2 separate regions of the Homo sapiens genome follow, and region 2 is linked to region 1. Evidence: chromatin contacts called from ENCODE Hi-C or POLR2A ChIA-PET data. All regions are on one chromosome and are shown on one strand. The core of a region is the stretch at or near the end of the contact, and the rest is flanking DNA. Distances in the headings are between cores, read along the strand shown.

Region 1 (5,266 bases), core at 1,479-3,978:
TTCTCCAAGGCTCTGGATATTTTTGCCTGGCATGATCCCCCACAGGAAGGCAGGGAAAAAAGACATGCTATAGGAACCTCATAGGTGACTGTCATAAGACCGAGGTGGCCATGATGTACACTGAGCTCTGAAATGTTGAGGAGGATGCTCTGTAAACACGACCAAGCAGAACCAAGAGCACAAAACAAATCTCAGCTGTGCTCAGACCTCACCCATCCAATAACAATAGTCAAGACAAATGTAAATGAACCTTGATTAACTAGTCTGTCATCTACATAAGAGAAATGGACCAAGAAGATGGAAAATCATGTGGACCTGGTTTGAGAGAATGAAAGCTAGAACTGGGAGGCAAAAGCAGAGAGGAGGGGAGGAAATGATCCAGATCCACGCAATACTGTTCTGCCCGTCTATTCCCACTCATATGTGAAGCAGAGCTGGTGTCCACGGCAGATTAGAGGCTGTGACCAGAGCCCTGGCAGGGCACACAGGTGCTGGCCTGGCCTCACACTTGACCTTCTCCTCCATGAAGAGGAAGCTTGCCTCAGAGAAATCTCTATAAAAAACTACAAGCATCCAAAAAGTTATTCCTTCTTAAAAAAAAAATACAAAAATAAAAATAAAAACCAATGTCCACCCAAAGCAAGTGTTTTCTCACTAATTTTGATAGATATGCACATTGCAATAAACACCTTTATACTCTGGGCATCTTTCAGATGTCTAAGTGGAATGCCTGGGTTATTGATTACTCTGTGTTAAAGCCCAACTTATTACACCTCTCCTCCACTTTTGCTAATTTTTCACTCATTTTTTTTCCATTTTCACCTTTGAATTCTCTGAAACAGCAATATTTTAAAACGCTAAAATGGTTTATTTACATCAGTCAATACTTGCTTTTCAACCAAAGATAATTTATTTATATATTAACAGTATCTCAGCTCCTTTTAACGTCCACATCAGCAAGCTCTAGAGAACGTTTGCAATGGACAGGAATGATGGACAGCAATGAGCAGTGGAGGCAGGGAGACTAGGCTCTCAAATTCAGACAGGAACTCCATCTGTCTTCCTCTACCACAACTAAAAGATACCCCTCCCCCAGAACCAAATATGTTATAGATTAGCCGCCCACGGAGGCTGAGGCTATCAATTTTATTTCAGCTAACTTCTACTTCATAGAAGAGCAACTGACTTTATTCCCTGAAATCATACCTCGATGAGCAAAGCAATCTGTCAGAGGCACACCTGAAAGAATACCTCTGCACCTCCTCCACGCCCCCAACATACACATACATGCTGCACACACAGGGGAAGGGAAAGTTAACTTTCAAATAAACCTGCCCCGCAGCCAGTCTGACCACGTTTCCAGACCCTTCACATTCTCAAAGGTGGTTCTTAAACTCTTGCTTAAATCCAGAGGCTGAAATCTGACCTCTATCTGCTGAAGGCATTGGCAAGAGGTCCACAAATACACCACTCCCCACTGCCCCCACCCCCCACCCCTCCCCCCCCCGCCCCCGCTTCCTTGGCCAAAGTGGGAATAATGGGCCAGGCTTTATTGTCTTTCCTTGGGAGAAGCCAGGCCCGGAGGCTGGTGGGAAGCTCCAGACAGAATGTGGGTGTGTGAATCTGTGCGGGCTCCACATGGGAATTTTCAGGGAACTCCAGCGGTTTCGGAGAAGGGCGGCCATAGGCTGGGACGCAGGCACCCTCGCGTTGTCAGATCCTCCTGAAGTCTGGGTGTATGGGGGAGGGGTGCAGGGCTGTCCTGGCAGCTAGGCTCTTTCTCCCCTCTGGGCCATCCCCAGGCCCTCCCACCACAGCTGGGTCACTCACCGCCCGTGAGCTGTGCAGGGCCGAAGCACAGCGCCAGCTGAAACCACAGGATCACGGCCAAGAGTCTCTGGGGGGACTGAGGTTGCTGCTGCTGCTGCTGCTGCTCTAGAAATCCATCTCCATTGCTCGGGTTCATTCCATGATACATCTTTCATCCACAGAGGGCATCCAGCTTGCAAGAGTCTGCAACCAGAAGCGGAACACCACAATAAGCCAGTCTGTCCGGGCTCGGGGGCCACGCTCCCCCTCCTCCGCTCTGGGACCCGGCGCCTCGGCTTCCCAGGCTCCATCCTGGTTCCTCCCCCGCGCGGCCCCCGCCCCCTTTCCCACGGCGAGGTCCCCCGCCTTCCCCCGAGCCGGGTGCACTGAGTAACAGCCGCCGTGGGATGCTGCGCGTGCTGGGGGATGGAGGACAGGAGGGAGGGCAGGGGTTAGCGCACATTGGCTCCGCGCCGGTCCCCGGGATTCAGCAGCTGTGCCCACCACAGGAAAGTCTAGAGCCTCCCCGCGTCTCGGGGCCGCGAAGACACTTTTCCCTGGGCCTATACATTTCACTCTGGGAATCTCACAATGTGGCACCGTCTCCCCCAGCTACTTCTCTGGTTTTCCTCGGGATTGGGATCGATCCTACTGCCCCAGTCCCCAGTGAGATTTCTCTGCGCTGTCAAAAAAAAAAAAAAAATTCTCCCTTGGGGAGCTGCACCAGGCACCAACTCCCCCTCCCCGGCCTGCGCGCGCCTCCTCGGAATGGAAGACCCTTCCGGGACTGTCGGTCTTACCTGTGGGTCTCATGCATGCAGCTTCCTTCCCTCCTCCGCCTCCTCCCCCCGCCAGTCTAACCCGCATCTGTGCGCGACCTCTGCTGCCGCCGCTGCGCGAGCGAGCGAGACGGAAGCTTCGGCGGCGGCGCTCGGCTCCAGCTCCCCCGCCCGCGCGCTCCCTCCCCAGGCGCCCCCGAGCGGGCGGGTGTTGGGGGAGGACGGGAGCCCGGCCGCGCGCCCCCGCGGAGGCGCCCGCGCGCCCGCTACCTGAACTCGCGAGCGCGCGGCGGCGGCGGCGCGGAGAGAGGGAGTGGGTGGGGACGGGGTGAGTGGGGGGGCGGGGACGGGGCGAGGGGTGCGCGGGCGCGCGAGCACGCGCCTCTGCCAACCCAGCCGGCGCCGCGGCGTGGCCGGAGACTGGCGAGGGCGGGGACGGGGAAAGGGGCCCGCCGCCGCGACCAATGGGAAGCCCGCGCGCCTGCACCTGTCGGGGCGCGAGGCGCCGGCGGCCGGTCTTGCACACGCACGCAGCTCGGTCGCCCCTTCCCCGGCGCTGGACTGCAGCCCCTGCCCCGGCTGCGCGCCAGCTCAGGTGCCCGCCCCGGCCTCCGCGCGGCCTCTGGTGCCCCCAGCCCGCGGCGCGGCGCGGGAGAGCGCTCCGCCCTAGAACTACCGCCGCGGCGGTGGCTGCAGACCCGGGGCGAGTGCGCGGCCGGCAGCTCCCAACCCCAGAACTCTCGCCACAGACCCGGTTAACTTGAGCACCGCCAATTGCCCGAGTCTCTTAATTTCCCGCGTTAACCCCTCCCCGCTCCCATCTCCGCCGAAGCTCTGCGCGTCCCCAGGGAGCCCGAAGGACCATCTGAGGCGGCTGAGAGACACTCTCCCCCTCCCCCACACCCTTGGTATTTTCCCTCTGCCAGCCGCAGGTGTTGCGAGTGAGGACCCCTGTCCGGTCTTGGAGATGCGCGGGGCCCTCGGAGCCTTGGCCTGGGAGGCGCTCCCGGGGGCGGGGAGGCGGGGGTAGCGGGTGATTGGTGACACGCAGAAGGTTGGGTACCTGGAGGAGGGGAGGCTTCCGGGGTCGTAGATGGGAAGCCAAGGGGGTCGGTGGTAATTGCCCTCCCAGCCCCAAGTGGAGAGAGTTGGCCTGGTCGGTCCCCTGTCTCTGCGCCGATTCTGGTGTCGGAGCTCAGCCCGCAGTGGTTGCAGCTCTCACTCGCCGCCGGCTCTGATCGCCCGCGGTCGGTTTCAAGATAGGGAAGCCCACATTCCAGCCACAGTGATTAAGAGGTGTCAGCTAATGAGGTGGCGTCCACCGGCAGCGCTTTAGAGCCAGTGACACTCCATGATTCTGTAGCAATTTGTGGATATGAAAACTATGTTCCTGATACAGCTACTAAATCATCCTTTGCTTCTATCGACTTTCCCAAAATCTCACATACTGATGGTAGTTGGGAAATTACAGCTTTTATACTGTGTCAGCTCTTACTGGGAGTAATTTTAACACATTCTTTCAGGATAGATTAGCTTTTAGTAGATAAGTCAAGCTCCGTTATTTTGTTTTTTGCTTTTGCGTGTGTGTGAAATTGAGATGGCAGCTTTGCACAAAATAAACAAGATGTTGACTAGCACAAGTCCAGTTTTGCTACAGCTTGTACTTTGGGACCCCAAAATCTTAGTAGGGGACCATCCACCTTCCCAAGGTCCTGTGACTGTCCTCTACAGTTTGTATATTTATTCCATTTTTCTTTCTTAGTAAATTTTCTAAATCTTTTTAAATATCCACCAAATCAACAACGGTCAGAAATATTTGTTGACCATGCACATGTTCTTAACAATTATAAGAGATATATCTAAGTGCCATTGAAATCTGTTCTTTGGCTGGAGTACAATCTAATTTTAACAGAGAATGTTGGGACTGAAAGGAACATTCAAGTTTATCTGATCCAAACATGGGATCTATGCTTGAGTTTCCTCTCTGACATTTCTAATAAGTGGTCATTCAGCCTCACTGAATACTCATCAAGGTAGCCTGTTTATATTTGCCAGCAGGTCTCTTAGAAAAGTCTTTCTTATATTGAACTGAAATCTACTTCCCTGAAACCTTTACCCACTGATTCTGGCTCTCCTCTGTGGGCCCACGCAGCTAAATAGAATTCCTCTTTCTTAAGAGAGCATCTCATGGCTTTGGAGATGGCTTCGTGTTCCCTTGAGTCTTCTCTTCTCTGGGTCACGCATAGCCATTTCCTTCAGTGCGACGATTCCCAGACTTTTCACCAGCCTGTGGCCTTTCTCTGACCCAGTTTCTCAATGATATCCACCCCCAGCAATCAAAGTTTGTTTCCAGAAAGAGGCCCTACTTTCCCTCTGTGGGTTCTGACCAGTACAGGCCGGTACTGTTGCTTTCTGTATTTTAAACAACTTGCTTCTATTAATTCAGCTGAAGAAGACAAGCATTTGGAGGGCAACTACAGCATAACATATTGTTATTATTATTATTATTTTTAATTATTGTTATACTTTAAGTTTTAGGGTACACGTGCACAATGTGCACGTTAGTTACATATGTATACACGTGCCATGCTGGTGCGCTACACCAACTCGTCATCTAGCATTAGGTATATCTCCCAATGCTATCTCTCCCCGCCCCCCACCCCACAACAGTCCCCAGA
Region 2 (5,266 bases), core at 910-3,409, 550 kb before region 1:
AAGGAAACAGGGCAGGTCCTGGATCTTTGGCAAAGGGTGTTAATAGATTTTTTCTTTAGGGAACTGCCATTTGTGACTCAGTTCTACTGAGTAACTATATTCTCTCTGTGTTTCTCTATGCCTCATTTAAGATTTCTGGGGCAAAGAGTCTAAATGGTCTGGTTTAGGATATGCCCACCTCTGAATTAATCTGTTATGTAGACAAGGGACATGGTAGCGCAACCAACTTGTCTCAGTTTTCGCAAAACTATCCCAGTTTAAGCACCGAAAGTCCAGCATCCTGGTATCCCCCTGTCTTTAGCAAACCAGAGTAGCTGGTCACACTAGGACATGGTCGCTTGTGCATATGTGGCCCATAAAAGGACTGCCTCTATGTATTTCAGCCATTCCTACAAAAAAAGGAATTGTGAGAAGCTATAAGGAAACATTTCACAGAGTGTCTATTACATTCTACTTCTTGGCACCCAGCGTGGGCACACACACACACACACACACACACACACACACCCCCCACATCACACCACATACACACTCTCTTCTTTCCATCCTTTCAAAAATACACCTTGCCGCTATGTGAATCAGTTATTTCAAGTATCACCACAAATGGACTACTAACCTTCCCAATGGGAGAAAACCCAAACGCGTGACCTTTTACTTCACTTAGAGTTGATGTTATGCCCTCTAAGTACAGACTTTCTACACGATATCCATTCCTCATTTTCTTCTACTGTAATCCTATCTCCATATATTGCAATGTATGGCCTTTTGCTGGCAAAAGGAGAAAAAAAGAAAAATGTATGTATTATACCATTCCTTTTTAAAAAGGCAAAGAAAGGGCTTGGTGTGCAAGAGAGTATTTATTAAACACTGGTAGCAAAGAAAACAAACAAAAAATGCAACAGTCCTCATTACTGTAGCTGGTGTTGAAGCTTCTTTCTTCTGGGCCCATTCCATAGTTCCCTGTGACTTCAGTTAGCATCTCAGTTGGTTGGGGTGATTTGCTCAATGCAGCAACCTGAGGGGTATGATCCCTTGTGGTCCTGCCTTTATAGGGTTGTGGTAGCCGTCTATTGCCTTTACATCTGGGTATGGCAGTTCAAGAAAGCACCCTCAAGGATAAAACATGCTATTCATGATGTATTATTTTTCTTTGATGACTAGGACAATCCCCCTAGTCAACCCCATGACTCACTGTTTTGTCTATTCCCTTAGATGACCCCACGGATTCCGTTGCACGGAGTCTCTGAAGTCCAAAATTTTTAAGCATAGGGCACAACGTTCTTCATGATTTGGCCTTGTCTCTTCTCATTATGCTTGCTCTTGCATCTGCCATCTGACACTTTGCTTAACTCCTGGCCAGCTACCGGTACAAGCCAAGCTCTCACTCCATAACGTCCTTCTTCTCTGCATGCCCTTCTCCACTGTGCCTGTCCTTTAACTCTTATTCATCATTTATTTCAGTCTCAATTGAAGAGTCATTATTTCTAGAAAGCCTTCTCCGCCCAGCTCTCTACATTGCACCGTTCCCTACAGCACCACCAGAGTGCCTCTAACACTTGATGGTTTCATTGCTTATATATTTTTGTTTCTGTGCATAAGCCTCCCGAGGGAGCCGCCGCTGTTCGATTTATTCTATAGCTAGTTCCTCGCCCTGAGTGTAAGCCTCACGAGAGTGGGGCTGTCCTCTGTTCGCTCTATCCCCAGCCCCTACAGCAGTGCCTGGTTGTTCACAGGCCTATATAGCAGGTGATAATAATCTGAATAATGAAAGAAGAAACACTGTCTTGTGGCGTGATTTACTTCTGTTTTTACTTATGTCAACTTTTAACTAGATTGTGAGGACAGAGGTCAGTGTCTGAGTCATCTTGTGCCTCACTGGGCTTGGGCAGAATAGACGCTTGGTCAAGCATTTGCACACTGGTCGATGGATACACTAGAAAGAGCAGGAGCGCGAGAGGGAATTTTTTTGGCGCCTGCCTCGCCCTTTCAAGCCAAGCCCCTCTGCCCTCTGCCCCTTGCCAGCCGCCCGTCGCCCGCCGCCGGCGATCCCTCTCCCGGGGAGCGGTAGTCAAGCGAGGCCAGCGGGCCGGGAGCGGGCCGGGAGCGGGCGAGGGGCGGGACTTCCGGTCCCGCTCGCGACGCGGACCGCGCCAGGCGGAAGCCCGGCTCCGGGCCAGCATCCGAGAGCCCGGACTGGAGGTGAGTTCGCAGCCGGAACGTTGCAGGCACTTGTTTCCTCAGTGGATGCCTTTCGGCGCGCCGCCGCCCGGCGCCGCGGGACTGGGAGACCGGGTAGGGACGGGAGAGTCGGCATCTCCCGCGCGTGTGGAGGGAAATCCGGGACCCCAGGCTTGAGAGAAGGGCCAGGACTGAGAACGGGGAACCAGGAGAGCCCTAAGGGCAGCCTTTAGGGACTGAGGAGGGAGGCACCGGGGACCCTGAGGCCAAAGAGGCCCTGAGACTGGAGGTTGCGGATGACACGGGGCAGAGTTGCATCTCGGAGGAAAGTAGTCATTCGTGGGGGCGTGTCCCGGGTCCTGGCGGATTGACTGAGAGGATGGCAGGAGATGGCAAAGGTTGGCTTCCAGGGAGAGGTTACAGAGGAGGGAGTCAGTCCTTCTCTGAGGGTCGTAGGTGAGAAGGACGTCTTGACCTAACGAACCAGAAAGATGACCAGCCACCTATTGGATGCTGAACTCCTATTGCTTCATTTGCAATTCATGCAGTTTGTTTTTTGTTTTTAGAAATATATCCCGCTCCGCGCGTGTGGATTTCGGGAAAATATTGTATATTCCTAGGGACCGCTCGAATTCTTGCTTCACCCAGATTCTGCGTGTCTTTGTCAAACTGATAGTAGTTGAGAGTTCTCTTCACCCAAGGAAGACAACCAAAGTTTTCCTTTTGGACTCTTCTCTACCCTGCAGAGTTTAGCTTGTCTTATTTCCCTTGTCATGGGATGAACTAAATGCGTTCAGAATTATGGTGATAATCACATGGAAAGCCAGTGCTGTCAATGTTTGCAGTTTCAACTCATTGTTTTTCTGTCCAACTTTCTAACACATTTTTTCTAAAAGCTATTTTGTTGGGTTTAGTCTTTTAGTTTAACCAATAAAGGCAATTTTACATCAGGGTGCAGCAAATTACTAGCAGTTCTTAAGATTTTACTGTTCCTTTTTATTTCTGCTGTAAGGAAATATATATATATATATATATATATATATATAAATATTTGCCATTGTCAGTGTTTTTTAAAAATATTGATAACCCAAGATCTGTTGTTACACGCACATTAGCACATTTAGTTTTCCCCAGTGGCCAGTGTTTGGTATGTGGGCTCATTATTATTACCAAAGGTAATTATTGATTTAGTTATTATTTACCTTGCATTTATGTTTTATTGGATGTGATTAATATGTGCTTCCTAATCTACATAATATAGTGTTTCACTCAGTGTAATTACAAAGATTCTCCTAGCTTTTAAGTAGGTAGTAAGTGAATTGGATTTTTGCCACAAAGTGAGCAAGGTAGCTAGGAAGAATCATAACACTGTCACTGATGGAGGGTGAGATCTGATGATTGCTTTGCTTGTTTCAGGTGTTTCACATTTCAAATGTTAGAAGTTTTTGTTTTAAAAATTACTGTATTAGTACAGGTAACTTTTAGATCTGATTTGGTGGTCTGACTTGAACTAATTCAGGAAAACTAGAACATTTTATATTTATTGGTACTGCGATATCTTGCTAGCTTATAAATTCTTGATGGCCTTGAATATCTGTGCTTGAGTGAAATACACAGTTATAACGTCCTTATGTTTAGGAGGACTGCTGATATTTACAAGTGTAAAGCAAGGCCTAAACATAAACAGTGCCTTAACATGTAAATGAGCATATTGAATAAGTTTTCAAATTACAAAATGAAGAGATAACACTGATCTCTAAAGTAATTGAATTAACTGCCATGTTAATTTCTGTATATGTCTCAATTTAATCTTATTTGTTTAAGTAGACAATATTGTTTATCTGATAAGACTTGATTTTATTTTTCTTCCGCCTTTTCCCATGGTTTTTGAGAAATAAAGCACTTGAGAAAGCATGCAAGTCTTTAGACATTAGTTCATGGTTGGAGGAAGTGCTCGTTGTTGAAACACAAGAGCACTTGCCCTCTTGGGCAAGTTGGGCTAGCTATATATATGAATGGTATGTTGAGGTTGGATTGCCCTGTATTCCGGAAAATCTTTGGAATTGTATTCTTTCTTCTAATTGTTTAGTAAATTTAGCTTTCTCTCTAGATAAATTATTTTTGTTATTCCGTAGGATTTAGATGTATTTTACAGTTTAACCAATAATGGCAGTTTTTGATTAAGTACAGCGAACTGCTGGCTATTTTATAGATTCACTATTTCTTTTTATTTCTGAAATATGTACAGTGTCTGTATTGGAAGAACTATCAAAATAGTGATAACCAAAACACTGTCTTCATATACACATACATTTGTCTTCCTTAATCTCTAGTTTGTAAAATACGAAATAATTTGCTAAGTTGAGCTCGTTGCTTCTATGCCCTTTGGTTATCAATTTTCTGATTATATAGTACGTTCTCAATTATCGGCATACTCTAGTTAGAAAGCCATTTCCTGCCACTTGATAGAATCAAGAATATTTGTTACAATGGGGAAGTACAGTTTTTGGATGAGGAGCTACGAAAGACTGCTGATCTGTTAACTTAAGGTCCAGCTGCTGCACTGCCTCTGATGAAAAGCATGGCCCTTAATGAGGTTGACTCACACAGGGTTGACTGCTTTTAGTAATACTTTCTGTCCTTTTCCTCTGGTGAGTTAGACCTTTTCTCCAATAGTGACCAAGATGACTTGGGCCTCAGAGTGACTCAAAAGGGGATGAATCACTGCAGTCCTGTTAGTAGGGCCCTGTCCATTCTGCTGAATCTGATCCCATAAATCTTGGCACATTTTCCAGCCTATAGGCATGTAGTTATGACTGTGAACCTCTTGTTTAGGTTATTGTTTTAAAAATACTTTTAATACTAAATCATAATTTGTTGGATTATATAAATAGACTCAGTTTTGCTTTGAGTGAGGCATCACATTACACTGTAGATGAACTTTTCTGTTAAAGTGATAGGCTATAACTCACAATGGCAAATATTGTAGAAAACACACTGATTGCCCTTAACCTTTGTTGTTATTATTAGTTTTGTTTTTAATTTTGAGAGCCTAAGGAATAGAAGAACTATTGGATAAATGATTTGC

What was found. A loop is a pair of places that touch in the nucleus more often than their neighbours do. ChIA-PET counts read pairs that join two places held with the same protein, here RNA polymerase II (POLR2A). Pooled maps may share reads with other maps.
Region 2: a map of naive thymus-derived CD4-positive, alpha-beta T cell shows a loop between it and region 1 (18-fold over the local background). The contact joins the promoter of DISP1 here to the promoter of SUSD4 in region 1. A Hi-C loop is called at or near these places in 1 of 168 maps with a recorded cell type or tissue (naive thymus-derived CD4-positive, alpha-beta T cell) and 6 of 50 pooled maps. POLR2A ChIA-PET finds 5 or more read pairs at or near these places in 1 of 52 experiments (CD4-positive, alpha-beta T cell).

Annotation. Positions count from the first base shown.
Region 1 is chr1:223,361,448-223,366,713 of GRCh38, forward strand. SUSD4 (sushi domain containing 4) reads right to left here and starts at 2,729. Exons shown (of 9, transcript NM_017982.4): 1 at 2,610-2,729; 2 at 1,831-2,013. The coding sequence starts at 1,978.
Region 2 is chr1:222,812,880-222,818,145 of GRCh38, forward strand. It overlaps DISP1 (dispatched RND transporter family member 1), which reads left to right and starts at 2,160. Exons shown (of 9, transcript NM_001377229.1): 1 at 2,160-2,199. RefSeq lists an enhancer at 1,551-1,610 and silencers at 1,851-1,930, 2,021-2,120.